Regions from separate parts of the Homo sapiens genome. Here region 1 is linked to region 2. The links are chromatin contacts, found by Hi-C or POLR2A ChIA-PET in ENCODE. All regions are on one chromosome and are shown on one strand. The core of a region is the stretch at or near the end of the contact, and the rest is flanking DNA. Distances in the headings are between cores, read along the strand shown.

What was found. Hi-C counts contacts between places; a loop is a spot of excess contacts on that map. ChIA-PET counts read pairs that join two places held with the same protein, here RNA polymerase II (POLR2A). Pooled maps may share reads with other maps.
Region 1: a loop to region 2 is called in a pooled map, with 2.5 times the contacts of the local background. The contact joins the enhancer-like site here to the promoter of TRIM62 in region 2. A Hi-C loop is called at or near these places in 2 of 50 pooled maps. POLR2A ChIA-PET finds 5 or more read pairs at or near these places in 3 of 52 experiments (CD8-positive, alpha-beta T cell, CD8-positive, alpha-beta memory T cell and H1).

What each region holds. Positions count from the first base shown.
Region 1 is chr1:32,891,807-32,895,252 of GRCh38, reverse strand. HPCA (hippocalcin) reads right to left here. Exons shown (of 4, transcript NM_002143.3): 3 at 1,624-1,729; 4 at 607-1,488. The coding sequence ends at 1,391. TMEM54 (transmembrane protein 54) reads left to right here. Exons shown (of 6, transcript NM_033504.4): 6 at 374-658. The coding sequence ends at 448. Among named protein-coding and RNA genes, the nearest start is that of HPCA, 7.0 kb to the right of the region's middle. RefSeq lists a silencer at 2,081-2,260. Within about 2 kb of position 1,822, at least 5 of the 41 ENCODE cell types and tissues checked have a DNase peak (open chromatin) inside an H3K27ac peak, as active enhancers do.
Region 2 is chr1:33,179,785-33,183,631 of GRCh38, reverse strand. TRIM62 (tripartite motif containing 62) reads left to right here and starts at 1,589. Exons shown (of 5, transcript NM_018207.3): 1 at 1,589-2,607. The coding sequence starts at 2,200. It also overlaps a transcript of ZNF362 not described here. RefSeq lists silencers at 1,415-1,724, 1,955-2,024, 2,615-2,814 and an enhancer at 2,897-3,066.

The DNA.
Region 1 (3,446 bases), core at 573-3,072, 290 kb after region 2:
GGGTGCCCAAGCTGCTCTGCCCCACCCCTATGTATGGGCCCCCACCTTGAGAAATGGGGCAGAAGTTTTCTCCCCAGGAGCAAAGGGAGAGGCCTGGAGGCTGGGAGAGGTGAGATCTCCCAGCAGAGTCACACAGCTGACACCTGGCTCTCCTAGGGCCCAGGATGAGTCTTGAGGGAGGGGCAGGGGTGTCTGGGCTCGCACTGAGGGCATTGCAAAGGTCAGGCCTGGCTCTTGCAGTGGAGTGGGTAGTGATGCCCCTTTGCCCCCAGAGAGCCTTCCAGCCCTCACCTCCTTCCATTTCCCGGATGTCCTGGAGGAGGAGACCCAGGCTGAGAACCAGTGGGTCTGGCAGCCTCCTGTGTCTCTGCAGATGCGGGAGAACCCAGAGCTGGTGGAGGGCCGTGACCTGCTGAGCTGCACCAGCTCTGAGCCTCTGACCCTCTGAGAGATGATGTCCTGCCCAGGCCCGATGGCCACTAGGACCCTGCAAGCAACTCTGCTCTGTGACCAGGCCAGGATTCCTGGAGCTGGCCTGAGAGGGCTCAATGGACCCTCGGGGACCCAAGTGGGGCTTTCAACCCTCTCCCCCACCACCCAGCCCACTGCACTGAAATGAGACTTTATTCTGAAATTATTAAAAAGAACAGAGATGCTCCATTTGGCTGCATGCAGGGGGGGCGGTTGGGGGGACAGAGGGGAGGACAGGGGCTCAGCCAGGGGGACCGTGTCTCTTTCCCACGCAGGACACTGTGCATGGGGCTCTGGGTGCATCTGCCCATCTGTCTATGGGCCTGTGTGTGTGTGAGAGGCCAAACACAGAGAGCTCCGTGGGTCTGTGTGTATCCAAGTGCTAAAAGGCAGGCTGGCTTTCTGGGGCCCACAGCTGGCGGGCTAGTATCCTGGAAGGTTTCACTTGGTGGCTTGGCCTAGGGACCAGCAAGGGCTGGGGTGGGAAGGGTGGCTCAAGGAAGCCTCTTTCTCCAACTCCACACCCCTAGAATCCTTCTCTCCCCTCCAGATAAAAAGTCTCCTCCCCTGGGCATGACTCCCCCCACCCCGCAAGCTGAGACCTGCAAGAAGGGGACTGCCCCTTTGGGGGAGGGGTCGGGCCTTGGGGCTGGTGGGTGGGTAAGGGGGCCTGACTGAGGGGCAGACCAACCCAGCCTGTGTCTCTATTGTTGCCTCTGGGATTGGGGGGTGCTAACCGCTTACTTGCTTTGGCCTGGGGGTACCGCAGGGTTCCCTTTTCCGGAAGCCCCCCACAGGGCAGACCCGGGGAGAAGGGCTTCCCCAATCTGGCCCCCAGCCAGAATACACACAAGGGAGTGGAAGCTAAGAGCCGGGAGGGGGCCGGTGAAGGGAGGGAGGAAGGGGAACCTGGCTCCTCTCAGAACTGGGAGGCGCTGCTGGGGTCGCACTGCAGCAGACGCACGATGGACGGGTCGCTTTTGGCCCCGCGGATGAACTCCTCCAAGGACAGCTTGCCTGCAGGGCGAGGGGAGCGGTGATGGGGGAGGAGGCGGCAGCCTAGCGAGGGGAGGCGGAGCGGGAAAGGGAGGCAGGGAGGGAGGGAGGGAAAGGCGCCCGCCCCGTCCACCCCGTCCCGCCCCTGCCCCTCACCGTCGTTGTTTGTGTCCATTTGGCGGAAGATTTTCTCAGTCCTCTTTTCCGGGGTCGACTCGTCCTCCGGCATCTTCATCACGGACGAAACCATCTTGTAAATGGCCTGGGGGCGGGAGGGGAGGCGGGGAGTGAGAGGAGCCTGCCCGAGCCCCCACCCGCAAGATTCAGAGGCGCCCCCGGGCTCTCTGACGTTTGCTGCCCCCGCCTGGGCAAGGTGGAGTGGGGAATCACGGAGGCGTGGGGAGCCGAGGGCTTCGGGAAGGCGTGTCCGGGAAGGCCTCCCAGAAGAGAGGGCTATCGGGCGGGCCCTGCCGCGCTCCCTTGGAGGGCTGGGTGGGAAAGGAGCAAAGGCGCCGCAGGTGGAAGCTCCGAGCGGGCGCAGGGGTCAGGAGAGATGTTGGAGGACACCGGGGCCCGACAGTGGAGGGCCTGGAGCGGCGGGCTCAGGAGCGCGTGCCCCGGGGCACGCGCGTCGGGGGTAAGTACCGGGCTGGCACCCGGGCCCAGGGCGGCCCGCGCTCGGTGGTCGAAAGGGGGCGCCGGGCCAAGGGGGCGGCACTGCGCTGCGGGGCCGTCTGCTGCCGGCAGGGGGCGCGGCGCGGGCTGGAGGGCCAGAGGCAGCTGGGCCCAGAGGGGCGGGGAACAGTATGCAAATGAATGCAAATGAGCATCTGCAGCGGGCAGGGACCGCCAGGCTTGGCTAGGCTGGGCTGGGCAGAGGGCGGCAGCCGCCACGTGCAGTAGCTCCCGAGGCGACGTGAAAGAGAGTTCTTGCGCTAAATGTACAGAGCACGTAGGGCTTGGCCTGTAGCCTGGGTCGCAGTGCCTTGGAGCTCAAGGACCGAACCTGTCTCCTCAATCTTCCAGCTTTACCCGACCGACACTTCCTCCAAGAAGCCTCCCTTCTCCCATCCCATAAACTTCTGCTGCCTCAGATCCAGCTTCAGCCTCCACACTGGTCTCTTCCAGCCTCTGTCCCTCGGGTCTGTCCCCCATGCTGCCTCTGAAAGCTCTTTCCGAACACAGATCTCCACTGTTACGTCCCCAGCCTGCACACCACCCCCTCACTCCCGTCACACACAGGCCTCCTCTTAGGCCCGCCTTGCACCCAGCTCCTGCTGCTGCTTCCCACTTCTCCTTGGGGCTCAGTTTACAAGCTGTTTTCTTAGCGAGGTCTTCTCCAACCCAGGCTGGGTCAGGGTGCATATGGGCCCAGAGCCTGGCGGACTTTTCCTTTGCAGACATCTCTCCAGAAGTAATTATGTCTTTGCAGGGTTGTTCCTGCAAACATGGACGTCTAGCTAATGCCCATATCCCCAGAACCTGGGACCAGGCAGGGACTTCCCTATTTAAAAGCCATTGGCACTTCCCACTGCCCTCTGTACCAAGTTCAAACCATTCAGCCCTTGGGATTTAAGACGCTTTACAATCTGTCCACTGCTGACCCTCCTCCATCAGGTCTCCCCTGGCTGGGTGATTCTGCCAACAGCCAAACACCCCTGGCCCTTCAGATTCTCCAGCATTTACAGTCTTTGCCTGGAATAACGATACTAAGTACCACTTATCAGGGGCCCGCTCTGTGCCAAGTACTTCACATGCACTATTTCTAAACCTCACGCAAGCCCTGAAAAACAGGTATCATGATCCCCATTTTCCAGATAAGAAACTGAGGCTCAGAAGGAAATTGATGGCAGAGACTCGATTTGTACCTGTTCCCTCTTAGCTGCTGGAGGGATGCTTGGGCAGTGTGGGGTGGTGATAATCAGCAGGGCCTTTAGCATTAGACCCGGTCTGTAGTAACTGCTCAATGAATGGTAGCC
Region 2 (3,847 bases), core at 340-2,839:
CAAACCGTCACTGGCAAGAGGAATGAGACCACCATAATGGACTTGGACCAAACAAGACTCACTCCATGAGACCACCATAATGGACTTGGACCAAACAAGACTCACTCCTGGAAATGGGCTGGGGTCAGCCTTCCTTGGGTCACTTGGGGAAGGGGGCCACCTGACCAAAATCAGGGCTCTGCCCATAAGAAAATGTTGAGAAACTGCTGTTGCATGAGCAACCAACTATTTTTCTCGCAATGATGGAGATTCTGGGCCAGATGAGGGTGTGATGGAGAAAGTGTTAACCATAGAGAACTAAACTGAGAGCTTTTTCATAAACTGTACCTCAATAAAGTTTAACACCAATGAAGATATTTCTGGAGGAGGCAGAAACTGGTAGCCACCCTCTATGGCTCATTTCCCTCACCCCCGTATCCAACCATCACCAAATGTCACCGTGTCTGTACTTGCAATACCCTAGTCTTCTCTCCTTACCCACTGCTGAGGCCCCAGTTCGGGTCTCACCTCCTGCAGGCACGATGACAACAGCACCTTAGGGGTGCCCAGTCTTTCCTTCCTCCTGCAACCCAGGGCGTTGATGCGGTTATTCAGCTACACACCTTTACTGTGTGCTGAGTGCTGTGCATCCGCAGACACATTGGAAAAGCTCCCTGTCTTCTTCACCTTGCAGATGGTATAATGATTATCTCCAAGACTTCCTGAAACCCAATCGGACCAGGTCATTCCCTTGCCTGAAAGCCCCATGCCTTCAAGAAATTCTTTACCATGACCCACAATGCCCTCCAGCCCACCCAGGCTCCTTCTCCACCCCACCCCCAACAGTACAGAATTACTAGCACTTCCTTCACTGCGCCCTCCCCTTTCACGCCTCTATGCTTTTGCACAGGCTGTCTCCTCTGCCTAGAAATCCCTTATCCCCTCTCCATCTGGCACACAAGACAAGTTCTCCTATTACTTTTTCTCCCTCTCTCCTGCTCCACCCCTCACCGCCTTACACACACACACACACACACACACACACACACACAAATACAGCACTCCAGAATTGTTTGCCAATGGAGGCAGCCTCCGGGGCCAGATGTTAGCCAGGGCTTTCCAAACTTCTCCCCAAGCACTCCTTAAGAAAGTGAAGAGGAAATGGGACCCCAGGGCTTAGGAGTGTGAGGGCCTTGAACTCGCTCTAAGCAAGCAGGGCATTTCAAGAGTTTTATCTTTATATTTTATGCAGAAGTTGTATTCCAAATATATTCTTGTTCGTTTTAATACAAAATATGATTTTTTCTACATCTTCAAATCGATGATCCAGAAAGATGCTCCTTGTTTATTTGTTGTGCTCTCAAATTAGCTGCTCCGCCTCGCCGCGGGGACCCTAAGCGAGACCTGGATGCAGTTCCAAGTACACACCCCGAAGGAACAGCTGGGCTTCGCTTCCCTGGGAGCTGGAGGATGGTGGGGGTGGGGCGGGGTCAACCGGCTGGTGGCCCCGCCCCTCCCCCGCCCGCTGCGGGGGCGGAGTTGCTTGGGTCCCGCCCACGGGGGCGGGGAGGCAGCCGCGGCCACCGGCAGCTCGGATTCGGCTGGTTCCGGGTTGAGAGGCTGCGCTGGACCGAAGCGGTGGCTGCTAAGCTCGCGGGGGTAAGGGGTCGCGCTGGGCCAGGGTTTGGGGCCGGGATCCGGCAGCTGAGCGGGCCGGCACCCCTCCTCTTCTCTGCCGGTCACAGCCAATGTACGGCTCGGCCTGGCTGCCCCCTCCCCCAGGATTCCCCATCCCCAGCTTCTCGCCCTCCCCGCACCGCCCCCACCCCGGGATTTCGACCCCCTTAAGGGCTCCACCCCGCTCCGGGATCCCCTTCTCCCAGCTCCTATCCCTTAGGACTGCCCCGCCCCCTAGAACCTCCCCGTCAGGATCTCCGTCCCTCAGCCGCTCACAGCCTCCTCCCAGCGCCCATCGCCTTGAGCTGCCCACTACCTCTAGACTGCCCTCCCGGGCTGGCGTCCCACGGAGTCTCAGCCGCGCACCCCTTCCTCGCGTTACCCTCCTTCCGGACAGCACCCCCTCCCTTCTCCGGTAGCTCCTACCCCTGCCTGTGCGGGCCTCGTCCCCGCGCCCAGCCCTCGGTGCTGCCTCCGACAGCGCCGCGCTCTCTCAGCCGCCCCCCTGCCCCTCGGGCCCCCCTCTCTGCTGCCCCTGGCGCCATGGCGTGCAGCCTCAAGGACGAGCTGCTGTGCTCCATCTGCCTGAGCATCTACCAGGACCCGGTGAGCCTGGGCTGCGAGCATTACTTCTGCCGCCGCTGCATCACGGAGCACTGGGTGCGGCAGGAGGCGCAGGGCGCCCGCGACTGCCCCGAGTGCCGGCGCACGTTCGCCGAGCCCGCGCTGGCGCCCAGCCTCAAGCTGGCCAACATCGTGGAGCGCTACAGCTCCTTCCCGCTGGACGCCATCCTCAACGCGCGCCGCGCCGCGCGACCCTGCCAGGCGCACGACAAGGTCAAGCTCTTCTGCCTCACGGACCGCGCGCTTCTCTGCTTCTTCTGCGACGAGCCTGCACTGCACGAGCAGCATCAGGTCACCGGCATCGACGACGCCTTCGACGAGCTGCAGGTGCGCTACCCGGCCTGCCTGGGGAAGGGGCGGGGCCGGGCTGGAGGTGGGGCCGGGCGGGGGGTGGGGTCAGGGCTGGACCGCGGGCCAGGCCCAGTCAGAATGGTCCTGGGGCGGGGCCGCCAGCAAGGTCAGGGCCCTATCAGGAGTAACGCGGGGCAGGGAGGGGCGGGGCCGCCGCATGGCGGGGCCGTGGGGGCGGGGCCTTGGGCAGTCCGGACCCTGAGGGATCTGAGACAGACCTGGAGTACCGGCTGGTCCGCGGTTAGGGAGAAGTCGGGGATGCGGATGGGATGGCGGAAACAAGTGAGATCAGAACTGGACCAGATACTGGGCTGGGGCAGGGTTGTGGACGAACCGGAATCAGAGTTGGGCAAAGGCAGGGCCACTGTCAGACTGAGGGCGAGGTCGCGAGGATGGGTCTGTATTAAACCGGGTAGCTGAGCTCTGGCAGGCTGGGGGTTCTGTGGGGGCGGAGACCGGATCAGATGTGCATCAGGACTAAGAGGAGTACGGGGGCTAGAATGTGCTGGACAGGTGAGGGTGAAACCTAATAGAGTGGTATAAGTTAGGGTGCCAAAGTGCTGAGAGGGCAGGTTTGAGTACCGAGGGTTAGGCCAAGGTGTATGAGGGGTTAAGACTGAGATCAGGTCCGGATACTCTACAACAAGTTTAGATTTAAGCCAGAGTAGAGGCCAGGTTGAGTGGGGCCAGGACTTAAAGGTAAAGATTTGGAGAATAAGGCCCAGATGTAAGGTGATTCAAGAAGGGAGGGGCTAGACCTCTAGGAGTCTCTAGAGGTTTTTGATGACCTCTTTGGCTCTGTCCCCCACATCAGGACTTTTGAAGACTAAGTGAAACGGTACATGCAGAGTGACCTGAGCATAGTTGGCATAGAACTCTAATCGGTCTCCCTTAAGACTTCCTGTCTTCACTGACAAACTCCTACTCAACTTTTATTGAGCCTTGCTCAAATATCCTCTCCGTGAAGCCTTCTCCAAGTTCCACTGGTCAAACAAACAAACAAACAAACAAAAACATTAGAACTGCATTTCCCCAAATGCTCTCTATTAATAAGTGTGGGAAATATAGTATATTTTTTATACCCACCCCCTTGGAGAATTTTCAGTGTGCATTTGCATATTAAAAGCTTAGAGAAATTTTGTTGCAAATAAATCTATTTTACTGTGTTTAATAAAATGGTTCCCAAGCTTACTTGGGCCTGGAATCCTTTTTTCAA